Regions from separate parts of the Mus musculus genome. Here region 2 is linked to region 1. The links are chromatin loops, found by intact Hi-C in ENCODE. Cell type or tissue: gastrocnemius. All regions are shown on one strand. Links, peaks and the distances in the headings refer to the core of each region. The heading gives the core; the rest is flanking DNA. Region 1 overlaps Usp45 (ubiquitin specific petidase 45). Region 2 has its middle 140 kb from the start of Prdm13.

Region 1 (6,761 bases), core at 1,717-5,716:
TTTTGATGTTACTACTGAGGGATAATTTCAAGCGCTACACTGGTGCCGTGGTTGTGTTTGTAGTGAGTATCTTCACTGTTCATTTCTTTGTTGCCGTGGGTGTTGAACATCTGAAGCAAGCGCTCGCTCCACCACAGGCTCTACGCCCAGCCCTACAAAGTAACTTTTATATATGCTGTATCTACGATTTCCTCAGAGCTGGAGCGGTAGGGGGGGGGGGGGGAAGCAGTGTGTGATGGAGGTGTGGCCTTGTTGGAATAGGTGTGACCTGGTTGGAGTAGGTCTGTCACTGTGGGTATGGGCTTAAGACTCTCACCCCAGGTGCCTGGAAGTCAGTCTTCCACTAGCAGCCTTTGGATGAAGACATAGAACTCTCAGCTCTGCCTGTGCCATGCCTGCCTGGATGCTGCCATGCTCCCACCTTGATGATAATGGACTGAACCTCTGAACTTGTAAGCTAGCCCCAATTAAATGTTGTTTTTTATAAGACTTGCCTTGGTCATGGTGTCTGTTCACAGCAGTAAAACCCTAACTAAGACATGGTGCAATACGTATGTGGAAACATGGCTAGCAGTAAACTGAGCACTGTAAAGCTGAGAAACAGGAGGGTGCGTGTTCTTAGACTGCTGTTTCTACTTGAGAACGTTCTTTCACAATGAAAGTATTAAAAACACAGCAGCCCCCCACAGCCTGACTTGCCTTGTCGTTAGGTGAGGAGTGCTTCCTGGAAGCTCTGGGTTGATGGGCATTTCCTACAGTCACGGTGCCCTTGTTATGATCTTGGTCTGTTTCTTGTAAACTTCTGCATTTACTCATTTTCCCCAAAAGTACAGGTTTTGAAACCTATGCCACATGTAACATAAAACATTTTCAGCGAATGAATTCTTTTTAACACTTGTAACTTACTAGAAATATAAAAAGAAAATTTTCTTATTAAGAAATATATTTTTAAAATTCCTCTATTAGTATGGGTGTTTTGATGGCATGGATGTTGTGCACCACTTGCATGCAGACCCACGGAGGCCAGAAGAGGGTACTGAATTTCACCTTGGAACTAGAAGTGGAGTTACACACAGCTGTCAGCTCACAAGTCGTGAGGGTGCTTGGAACTTAACCAGGGTCCTATGGAAAAGCAGCCAGGGCTCTTAGCTGCTGACCCATCTCTCCAGCCCACTTAAAAGGGTAATTTTCTTAACAATTTCAAAATACAAGGTTAAAAGATTTAATCCCGGGAATAAGAAAATATATATACTTCATGCACACATACGCAAACCTGGTATCAAACACACCACACAGACCTAATTCTGTGTAAATCATGACTCTGTAACAGATAAAGCCAACAGATGTTTAAATAATTGAATAGATGCATATTCTTTATGAGAATGTTGTGATTTCTCCTCCTTACCCTTTCTTCTATGATAGGAAGTGAGATATCAATGAAGGGATCCTTCATGGTAGAGATCTTAAAGGAAAATAAGATGGAGACATTCGGTTAGAATTCTAGCATAGATGCACACTGTTGTTAAAGAGAAAAACAAGTCAAACCTCTCAGACAACTTATAACTTTAACTTATAAGTTAAAATACTGTATGAAGTGTTAGGAATAAAAAGTAGACAAGCATTTGACCGATTTCTCAGGATAATCTGTTTTAGAAGATACTGGTATAAGAGAGAAATCAGCATTTCTGTCCAATGCTGTATAAAATGTAGTAATAGTTATAGTCACATTTTATGTTTCAGTGTCATAAGTAAGAGGAGATACAATAATCCCTGTTTTCTAAAACTAGAGATGATAGAAGACCTGGAAAATTTTTATTCTTATTAAAATCTGATAAAAGTTTAATCTATTGTAGTCAACCACATTTTCAGAAATATTTCTTAACAAGCAGTTGAAAAATCTATAAACGTTCATGCCTGCTTTACGTTGTTGAAGTTGGCATTTAAATATGAAGTTCAAAATCAAAGATTAAGTGAAGAGTAAGAGTTTCTACACACATACACACACACCCTTTGTACATCACATAACACAAACAAACCCCAAAAACCCGAATCGAATGTGATAGTCTTTTTCTGTCCCCACATTTTAGGACGGGGCACTATGACCATTACTTGTTTCAGAGATGTCTCTCTCATCTCAGTCTAAACTAGAAGCTAACCTATTTGATCCATTCAGCCAGGCTTATCTGACATGTACCACTCGGGAAGCTGACACAGGAGAACTCCAGTTCAAAGCCTGAGCTACACATACACAGCAGAATGGAGTGAGGAAAAGCCTAAGGACCTCACAAGGAAGTCAAGAGGAAAAACAGTTACACAGCACAGAAACACACGGACTTAGAAACACTTAGAAGTGTGCTTGCCACTTAGAAGTGGAAGGCAGATATTACGAAAATCATTGCATAGCCATGTGCCAAGGTTTTTTTAATGACAAGACTTCATGTAGAAGGAAAACTCTTTGCTGTCATTATCACTGGCTGTTTTAGATTAGAAAAGCTGACTAGCATGCTGAGTACAGGAGAAATACACTCTACTCAGAATCCCTGTAGCCTTTATCCATAGGGTTTCTACAGGGAAGTTAAGTGATGGCCACTGTCATAACAGTGTAGTTCTACTTTCTGCAGTAATGGGTTTCATGTACTATAAGTCTTAGAGCCTGGGCAAGCAAAGCTTTATAAAGGAAAGGCAGTTCACTTGCACAAAACTAGTTACTTCTGAGACACCACTACTGTCCTTTAAGAGGTTTTATTTGTGTATGAAGCAAATATTGGGAATTTGAATTAGTACTTCTTGTTATTGAAAGTAAGTCTATCATCAATTTATTAGATCACATCCATGATTTTGCTATTGTTATCTTCTGATAACCACCGTGATACCTGAGAAATAAAGCAACACAACACAGCAATGTGACTGTAGTGTATTCCATGAAGTGAATTCTAGGTACATACGTTCGCACATTCTTCACACATGACTGTGCTAGTTAATTCGCCAATAAAGATGCGATCTATGAAGTTCATCTTCACACCTTCCTTTCCATAGGCTGTTAAAAGAACACATTTCTTCTAAATTAAAAAAATTCACAGAACAACCACTGATCCGAGAGTGACATGCTACTACTCAAGTCATTTGGATAAAATATAGCTTCTCTATTATATCCAATAATGTATTTTAATATATCACATTACATCTTTCTCCTTTACAATTTTGTAGAGGAACTGTGACTATTGAGTTCCATAATCTTTAAGAATTAACACCATGTAGGTCCCAGGAATTGAATTCCACTTGCCAGGGTTGGCAGCATATATCTTTACTTGCTGAGTCATCTTGCCAGTGCAAATTATTTTAATAGGTAAATATAGCAGTAACTACTAGCTCATACTACACCCAAGCTGCTCCTATTAACTTTTTTGACATTTCTGTATCTAATCTAAAGGTGGACAGGACAGGGAAAAATAGCTGCTTCAAGGCTAAAGATTCCAGAATCAGAGCAATAAAAGGGGGTATAAAATACAGTGTGTGAAGCACAGAATAAGAACTCACCTGGGGAATTAGTATAAACACACACACACACGTGCTTGGTGATTACTTTCAAAGTTGAAATCATTTGATTTATGGAGTGCTTACGAATCAAAGGAAGCTGTGCTAATGGTTGGCCGTAAAATAACTGGTGTTGGAGACACTGACCAAACAATAGGCTGTAAGTATGTGTAGTTAAACTAGTTGACACACACACAGGCTGCTCTCAAGCTCACAGAGATCCGCCTGCCTCTGCCTCCCAGTGCTGGAATTAAAGGCATGCGCCACCATTAGCCAGCTGACAGAAAGTACATTAACAAAACTGCTCACTGGCTTTTAAAATCTATCCTTTGCAAGCCTCTACCTTTGTTGAAAACTATTAAAAGGCATTATCCAAAGCACTGAATAACAGAGAAGACATACTTTAAAACCAATAGACATTTTATAGTAACTATTAAGAAATTCTGTCTTCTTACGAAAAAATGCACAAAAAGGAGACACAGTTGAAAGAAAACCAGCGTTATTGCTCTATGCATGCACTAGATGGCAGCATTGCAACACAGAGTAACAAGGCACATGCTGGAGAAATTATGCCCCACCCACCTCCTTGGGAGACAGGGTCTCACTATGTAGCTCTGGCTGTCCTGGAACACACTATGTAGACAAAGCTGGCCTCAAACTCCTAGAGACCCACCTGCCTTTGCCTCCCAAGTGCTGCAATTAAAGGTGTGTACCACTGTCCCAACTGTAACTACAACAGTGTTAGAGCACTTGCTTATAAATTAGTCACATATTATAAACAGTATAATACCACAAAAATAAAGTTAGAAATAAAATACATACGACATCTTACAGTGTCCTTTACAATGATGAGCTCATACTAACAGAATCTCAAAACAAAATGTACACTAAGTGAGAATTAGATGTCACAGGATATAAACTCGAACTGCAATATCTGAACAAGCCTTGCTTAATCACTGGCTTGTCTCATGTTGGCAGACTGTAGCAAAAGGCTGAAGGAGTCAAGACTTGCTGCTATTTATTATTAGTCTCTTAAATAAACAGTGAGTCTGCAACATCTTTGGAGCTTATAGGCATTTTGTCTAGATTAAAACTAGGTAAGGTGGCTGCCCTCAGAAGTGGGCTTAAACCTTCTCCAGAGGTGGTGAACCAACGCCTGAGAGTGTAAGCCTGGGAATCAATGGAGGTACAGGGGCGGGGTGGGGGGGGAGGGTAGACTCATGTGGGGAACACGCTTCTGATGGTGAACTAGACATAGCAGCGAACCGTTTTCTATAGACAAGTGTCTCCTGACTTAAATAAGAGAAGCCCCTCCTTACAATAAACAGTGGTGTGCTCACACTCATGGCTGTCCCAGGATGCAGAAAATAAAGAGATAGTCTGGGCCCATCCCTAATCAAGCCACTTACACAACTCCCTCTAAGGCAGGGAACACTGCAGAAGAGGGGACAGGAAATATTTAAGAGCCAGAAGACAGGGGGAAGGGCTACCAAATTTCATTCTCTAGATGTGATACAACTATTGTAAAGTGTACATGTGAAATTATAAAAAACAATAATAGTAATTAAAAGCCATTTAAGAAGAAAACCCTTAGGTATATCAGCAAGCCTCCTCATCTAACATAAAGGTGCTAGAGCTCAGTTCTCAAGAGAGGGCGCTACTTTCCGTAATTCCTGAAGTCCTATGTACGGATGTGTCAATCTATACATGTGATATTAGTTCAATTAAAAAAATGCAGCCAGGTGATGGTGGCTCACTCCTTTAATTCCAGCACTTGGGAAGCAAAGGCTAGTAGGTCTCTGAGTTAGAAGCCACCCTGCTCTACAGAGTGCGTTCCAGAACAGACAACGCTACACAGTGAAACCCTGTCTTGAAAAACCAAACAAACAAAAATAGGTAAAAGAAAAACAAGCACCCATATATTGTCACGTGTTCTTTCTATCGCAGACATTCTTTCTTGCGGACAGATCCTGAGTCAGCATTTTCAAATGTTCAAGTATGGGTTTCATAGGAAGACTGTTGATACCCATTTCTATAGTGACATAATGTCACCTATATTTCTCAAGCACAAAGCATCAAAGTAGCACCTTCTAGAAGCACCACTTGAGTCCTGTCTCCTTACCTGGTCTTAGTCACCACTCATCAGTTTCCTCACCTAGAAAGCCGGTTGCTGTTGATGATTGGAGTTTTTCAAGTCCTTCACAGGCCCGGACAGGCCCCCAGCAAGCATCTCTGGCATCTAGTCTAGTTAATTTTAACACTGAGCACGTATCTCCCCATCCTTTTCCTTGAGAGAGTATTCCCTTTCTAATTTTTAGTTTTGGATTCATCTATTTAATGTATGAGTGTTTTGCTTAACATAAATACCATATACGTGAACGTCAGAAGGTGTTGGGTCCTCTGGACCTGGAATTACAGATGGCGATGAGCCACCTCTGCGGAGCCTGGGAACTGAATGTGGGTCCTTTGTAAGAGCAACAAGCGCTTTTAAGAACTCAGCATCTCCAGCCCCTTAATTTGGGGGAGTCGGTTCTCAGCTGTGCAGCCTTGTCACTGGAAAGAGGCTGCTCTGTGCTCTGCCTCTGTGCCCAGCCCTAGAGATTTCTTGCCTCCCTTTAACAGAGAAGGGTATGACCCTTTCCACTGTATCCAACTACCTGCCTACACTGCCCACATTGGCCAGTTATGAAATAATTAAAGCTGTCCTCCACCCTGTAGCACAGTGGCTCTAATCACAAACCCATTTTTGAGGGAGCGTCTGTGAAGCCACACCCACCTGACCCTTACTGCAACATTCAAACAGAGACACTCTTGCTAGAATAGTCTCTCACAAATTAGAACGAACTGAATCCTAGCCACATGTAACAAGATTCTAGTCTTCTCAACATATAAGGTATGCTTCTGTACATGGCTCTAATTCTTACAACCAAGAGACTCCAGTTAGCAAGGATTAAGAACATGACTGTGAAGCCTGGACAAGAACTAGGGCTCACAGAAAAATCATGGCATTTTGCAGTTGACAATGTTTTTTTCAATATGTAAAACAGATCCCACAGTTTCATCTTAAATACACAGCACTATCTGACGTACTAAGCGACGTAGGACTATTTCCTCTATGATTTGTCTCCTCAGTCATTGCCCACAAGACTCAAGTACTACACAATAGTATCTTTGCAACACACACACACACCTTAAAACGCAACACACCATTGTAGCTGTAAAATCCA
Region 2 (6,761 bases), core at 932-4,931, 270 kb after region 1:
GAACAGCCAGAGGCATCTGGAAGGGTCCAGAGAAGAGAGACAACATTGCAAACTGAGCATGGCCCACAGATTGGACAGAAGATGCAGAGAGGAGATGGTACAGAGTGAGAAATAAAGTGAGGGGACCGAGAGAGGAGGGGCAAGAGGGAGGGAATCAAGAGAGTGCATAGTCAAAAATAATAGGGTTATAAGGGAATGAGAAACTGGGGAGAGGAAGCCCATGAACTGAAGAAGTGTAAAAGAGCTAAGAAGAGCCTCAGGTACTTATGGTACTGAGGGAGCCTAGAGGTAGCGTGCACTTTTGTACACAAACTGACACATACATAGCCATTTGGGTTTCTTTTAGACCTACAATAATTTTAAAATCTTACTTAATATTTTTGTGCTTAAAGATTTTTATTTTTAAGTTGTCAAAACATCCATATGGCTTGAAATTCAAGTCATGAAGTTTCTATTCTCCTCTATGGAAATATGGAGAGTTTAGTATTATAGCTAGCTTTAGCTGTAGATTTGACACAAGCCAGGAATGGGAAATGTCAACTTAAGAACTGCCTCAACAAGATTGGTCTGTGATCATATTTGTGAGGCATTTCCTTAATTTCTAGGTAATGTAGGAGGGCCCAGAGGACAGCACACTGTAGTAGCCCTAGAGAGATGGGCTGGGGCTAGGAAAGGTAGCTGAGGAAGTTTGAAGGAGTTTGCTAGTAAGCAGTGCTCCCCTGAGGTTTCTGCTTTCAACACATACCTCAAGATCCTGCCTTGGCTTCCCTCAATAATAGACTGTGACCTAGAGTGTAAGCCTAAACCAACAGAAAACAAAGTAGGACAGTGTTTTGGAATGGTTCTATAAAGTTAATGATTTAGTGTCTATGCATTTCTTCATAAGTACAAAATAAATGTTAGTGGAAAAAGACATTCTATAGTGGTGTTGGATACCTCTCTGTCTGCTGTCTCATGTCAGACATTGCTAAGCTGATGGACAGGGTGATGCCTGAGGACTTCTGGGATCTCAGCTGGCAGATCTTTTATCCCATATGTACAAATGAAGGCTTTGAAATAGCTAAGACATAAGGCTCCTGACTGCAACCCCACCGAGGACCCAAGTTAAAACTGGCTATTTCAGTTGCCAAATTTCTGATTCAGAGAGAGATGTTTTTTGGACACTCTTTTGCAGTGACTTAACATGGTCATAGTGACAATAGCTTAATTTTTATTCACATTTAACTCTTAAAAACATTGGGATTTGGAGGCTGGCTACAGATTTCATCAATCAGTGGCATGTTTTTAAAAGCTAACTCCCATGTTACTTTTGCTTCTCTCTATTTAAGCCAAGTGATAGTCACACTCGCAGTGGATATTTCCTTCCTTCCTTCCTTCCTCCCTTCCTTCCTTCCTTCCTTCTTTCCTTCCTAGGATCTGTCATAGTTTGCCTTTTGCTGCTGGTACTAAAATTAAGACCCCAACAATCTAGGGGAGGAAAGGGCTTACATCATTTTAGAGCTGACAGTTCATAGTGAAGAGAAACCAGGACAAGAACTCCTGGCAGGAACTGAAGGAGATCTACGGAAGGATGCAGCCTTCTGACTTCCACCACATGGCTTGCTAAGCTGGCTCTTTTATACAGCTCACGGTGGGCTGAACCGTCCCACATCAATTATTAATCAAGAAAATTCCCCTATTGCTCGGTGGACAATCTGATGGAGGCAATTTCTCAACAGAAGTTCCCTCTTTCCAGATATGTTTAGGTTTGATTCAAGTTGACAAAACCCAACCATCACAAGATCCAACTAAACAAATTTGGAGTTATGGATATTTGGTTCCTATAATTATTGCTCATGCATACATTTCCCTGCATCATAGCTGTTGTGGTCATGGTTGCTTTCTTCTATAACAAGTTGTCTCTCAGGGGTTGCTTCTTATAATATTGTCCTTGGTTCAATCATGTCTATGACTTTAATCAAACTTCAGAAGCCATGCAAAATGCTGTATTAAGGTTGACATGGGGGAAGGATCTTCCTGAAGGGAAGAGAAAATTTTTGTTTTATTATGTAGTCTGCTCATTTAAACCCATGATGGCCTGGCACCTGTGTCCTAGTGAAGCAATCCAGTGAGCGTGTGAGTGGGCAGAGAGCCACTCTAGCAGATGGTCATGAGAAGAGGGTCCATACACCGTATGATCATCAAGTGTGCTTGCCCAGGCCAGGAGTCCCTGCCAGAAAGGTCCAAATGCTGCCCTTAAAACTGAAGTCTTATTTTACTAAGGATGTCTAAAGTAGGGGTGAACGCCAGGAAAGAATGGAACAGAAAAGAAACAAGCATGGTACTAGGGATTTTTTGGGAATTGGTGTTTGCTCATAAGGATCTCATCTTGGAAGCCTTTTTTTTTTTCTGGGTTGACAGCTTGCTATGCAATAAGACACTGTGAGTGTGGATGTTCTCTGTGTTTGCACAGAAGTTGTATCGTGGGCTCATTGCTTTATCAATTATGATGGTTCTGAAAGCACCTGAGGCAAGACAAGGCCAACCTCTATGGCTCACCTGTCCACAAATAGGAGTTACAGCAGTTTAGCAGGCATTAATCTGGGAGGCTTGCTGAGACCCTTGTTGTAAGGCCTCTTTTGCCAATTCCCCTACCTTTTCCTTTGGCAACTCAGAAGCCACATGATTCAGACTGGTCTCACTCATCTGCTTTCCAGACAAGGCCTGTACAGCACATTTGGACATTGTACATGGTCACAGTGATTTTCTATTAAGTTTAGTCACAATTGCTCTTTTGTGAGCATGCATTTGTCACTCTTGTTCAGCCTTCATTTGTGACTCTTCTCTTGTATTGTGATATATTGTATGGTGCTAGAAATGCATCAGCAGTTAAAACCTAGTTCTATCACTCACAGCCTTTGAAAACTTAGCAAGCAGGAAACGTCCTACTAACAGGTTTATGAAGCAAATGTGAAAATGCTGCCTGGAACTAAGGCCAAAAAATGATATGGGAGATAAGCAGAGGCTAACATATCTCTTACATTCTATTAGTGGCTTCTGTCATGCCTGTAAGGAATAGTCAGTGTTTAAAACAGACAGTGGCTTGTTAATGCTGTCTTCCTTATATACTGAACATACTGAATACTTTGGAAACACAGATAATAAAATGTAATGAAATAAATGTTTCCTTATGCTTTATCATGTACAAACAAGTCATACTTCTTGCTTGGAGTTGTATGCTTTAGTCATTTCTCTGTGTACACTCCACACACACAGACTTATCATAAACACAATTAGTTGTTGTTGTGTATTTACTTTTTCTCACGAAAATCTTACTTTGTCTTCTTAATATTAAAAATAAGCCAAGTCAGAAAAACAGTAAAAAAAAAAAAAAAAAAAAAAAAGAAAAAAAAAAAAAGAGAAGCCTATTGCTTTAAAGTTTATTTTTTTTTCCCATCTGAAATAAAAATGTATTTCCAGTGGTTAAAAACTTTGGCTGCTTTTCCAGAGGATCAATGGCCAGCACTCACATGGCAGCCTGCAACCATCTGTATGTAATTCTCGTCTCAGGAGGATCTGACACCCTTTTCTGGTCTCTTGGGCATCAAGTGTGCACATGATGCATAGAAATACAGTCAGGCAAAATACCCATGTATATGAACATAAAAGTAAACAGATTAAAAAAAAGCATTTCTAAGACAGATGTGTAAAAATTTCCCTAGTTATTTTGGAACATTGTCGTTGCTGCCCCCATGCTGTTGAGTGGGAAATAATTTGTTCACAGACAAAAGAAACCTTCATAATGACAAGCAAAAACTCCAGCATTTATTGTTTATGTCATACTGAACAAGTACTATCATGTTTAATGTTTAATTTAGCAGGCAGAACAACTAAATTTATTTAATTCTCTCTCTCTCTCTTTCTTTTACAGAATTTTATGCCTCCTCTATCATGTTCAATGTCCCTCCCAATTCTCTCTCAAATTCATAGCCAGTGTTCCTTTAATGATTATGTTTGTATAATAACATGAATAAATATATAAGCACCACCTGCTGAACTCACTTGTGTTGCTGATATGTATATGTTCTCAGAACTGATCACTTGGTATTGAAGAACCAATTAGAGGGCTAATCCCTGGGGGAGACCAATTCTCCTTCTCTCAATACGATGCACCTAATCCTCAAGAGTCTGGAGGCCCTAGGGAGTGGGGAGGTTTGGTGGGCTGGGAACATCCTCCTGAAGATGGCGTGGGGGAGGAGGTATGGGATGTGGAACAGTCAGAGGGTGGACTGAGAGGGGGATAAAATCTGGAGTGTACAATAAAAGATTAAATAAAATATTAAAAAAGGCTTGAAAGGAGAAGATGCCATGGTATATTGAATGAAGTTAAATGTTAATTGTACGAACGTATCAGTATTACATTGCCCATTCCTTTAGCAGGGATGCAGAAGGTGACACTGTAGGACACATATTTCTACTCTATAGCTAATAATTCTTAGACTGTAGAAAAAATGTGTAGGAACCTGTGTTAGCCAGGGAGTCAAAGTAAGATTTTAAAGATGAGAAAATTTGATTGCTTGAACAAGGCAGGAGAAGAGGTCTACAGAGAATGTTCAGTCTAAACTCAAGAACCCACTTGGTGGCAGAGTGAGCTTTGCAAAAGCAATGGACTGCTCAGTTCCTTTGTAGTATGCTGGATCATTCTGGAACACACAAAAATCTCAGAGGAGTCAGGACACTATTCACCCTGCTTACTTCACTGATCTCAGTTGTGCTAGGTGGCTTTTTATCAATGTGTCCAGAGAGAAATGCTTTAAAAGATGAAATGACTAATTTTGGCTTGTGGCTTCAGAGCTTTCTGCCAATGGTTATCTGGGTGTCTAGCTTCTGGACCTTCACAGACACAGAGCATCATGGGAGAGGGTGTGGTGGGGCATAGCGATGCTCACTTCATGGCAACCAAGAAGTAAAGAAGACAGTAACAGGAACGGCACTACTTTCCCTCCTTCCTATGGTCCAGATATGCTGACGCACTGGTCATGTAGAGCTTCAGAAACAGAGGCTGCAAACCCAGAAACTGTGAGCTGACTTCTCAGTTCACCACAGTAGGCCAATTAAATAATCCTTTATGTGTGCTGTAGGGACAATGCACAGAGACAAATTGGGACAAAGGGCACAGCACAAACATTTTCCCTTCTCCATATTTAAATATAATATTACTTAATGCCAGTTCCTACAGATATCACTGTTTCTGGATTCTTTTGTTTATGCCACTGATCTTGTATATGAACTTATGCCAACACACAACTCTTTTTATTGTGGTAACTTTATGGTCAGCTTTTATACCCATGTCTTAGTGTGGGTTACTATTGCTATAATAAAACACCATGATCAAAGCAACTTGGTGAGAGAAAAGGTTGTTTGGTTTATACTTACCATTGAAGGAATTGGAATTCAAACAGGGCAGGAATCTGTAGGCAGGAGAGGATGCAGAGACCATGGAGGGGTGTTGTTTACTGGCTTGCTCCTCATAGCTTTTTCAGCCTGTTTTTTTTTTTTTTTTTTTTCCCAGAACCATCTTCCCAGGAGAGCACCATCCACAACAGTCTGGGCCTTCCTACATCAATCACTAATTAAGAAAAAGCCCCACAGGCTTGCCTACATTCCAATCTTACGGAGATATTTTCTTAATTGAGGTTCCTTCCTCCCTTATGACTCTAGCTTGTGTTAAGTATTTCTGCAAAAATTTCTTAAGGACAGACACCTTAAGTAATGCTGAAACCTTACCTGGAAACAATCATCTCCATATATTTAGGATTAGTCTTATGTCTTTTGATGAATTACCTTGATAAACTTGTTCAATTTGTTATTTATCTATGTCTATGTCTATATCTACAATTCATTCTAAATTTATAATATAATTCTTCATTTAAAAATTAAATTTTGACACTTTGCTATTGTTAAAATTTGGGAAATGGATTTCTAAATTAATCTTATCTCTGGTCACATCATTAATTCTGGTTAGGAATAGTGTAGAGATATTGTGACCTTTCTATGAAAGTGGTACAGACCTTTCCTCCTGCCTTGTTTGGTTTGGGTGTTCCACAAAAGCGTGATAAAAAAAAGCAGTCTCTAGGGCAGATCCAAAAGTGTCAGTGGGAGTCAAGTAGATGTGACTGCTTCGGGCTTTATGTTTATGAGGGCTGAGGGTTCCTGTATGCGGTTCAAGGCCTGATGACTGGAGCTTTTACTGGCACCATAAGGAGAAGCATTTGAGTTTTCTCATCAGTTTTCCAAGATATAGAGTAGAAAGAAAAGGGAGAGTGTGGGAGCTTGAAAGCTACTAGCAGTCAGACATCTAGTGTTGAGTCAGGTAATTAATTTCTGACATTTGACAGATGATAAAAGCTATGCTGCTTCACTTGGTAGAATTTGAACTTGTACAAGGAAGCCATCAGGACATTCTATGAGTCCTGCTGCCTAACACTAGGAAAGGGTGGGCGTTCTGCTGAAAGTATTGATCAAGAGCACAATGTCAGCTGGCTATAGCTGCACATTTGTAATTCCAGCTACTTGAGGTTCTGGAAAACTTGAGCCCAGGGGTTTCAGGCATCTGGTGATGTAATAATAGCAGGACCCTGTATCAGAATGAAGTAACTGTAAATCACAGAATTACATAATTTGAACAGAAAATGAATGCTTGTGTAACCATCAATAATATCTGGCATTCTGAAGTGTATAAGGACTTCCTTGGTGAGGCCTATACTGTAGTATGGACAGGT

Evidence for each region. Hi-C counts contacts between places; a loop is a spot of excess contacts. Peaks named below come from ENCODE experiments on the same cell type or tissue, not always from the same donor. Only the 100,000 strongest peaks of a DNase experiment are listed, where the experiment ranks them.
Region 2: it touches region 1 in a loop (5-fold over the local background); 23 of 42 quality-filtered maps call a loop at or near these places.

What each region holds. Positions count from the first base shown.
Region 1 is chr4:21,811,583-21,818,343 of GRCm38, reverse strand. It overlaps Usp45 (ubiquitin specific petidase 45), which reads right to left. Exons shown (of 18, transcript NM_152825.2): 11 at 2,946-3,037; 12 at 1,406-1,462; 13 at 700-843. Among named protein-coding and RNA genes, the nearest start is that of Pnisr, 33 kb to the left of the region's middle. In gastrocnemius, for the core only: a CTCF peak has its summit at 4,045 (motif pointing right); a DNase peak (open chromatin) is centred at 4,106.
Region 2 is chr4:21,543,357-21,550,117 of GRCm38, reverse strand. No RefSeq gene overlaps it. Among named protein-coding and RNA genes, the nearest start is that of Prdm13, 140 kb to the left of the region's middle. In gastrocnemius, for the core only: no CTCF peak of the experiment used is centred there; DNase peaks (open chromatin) are centred at 2,147 and 2,552.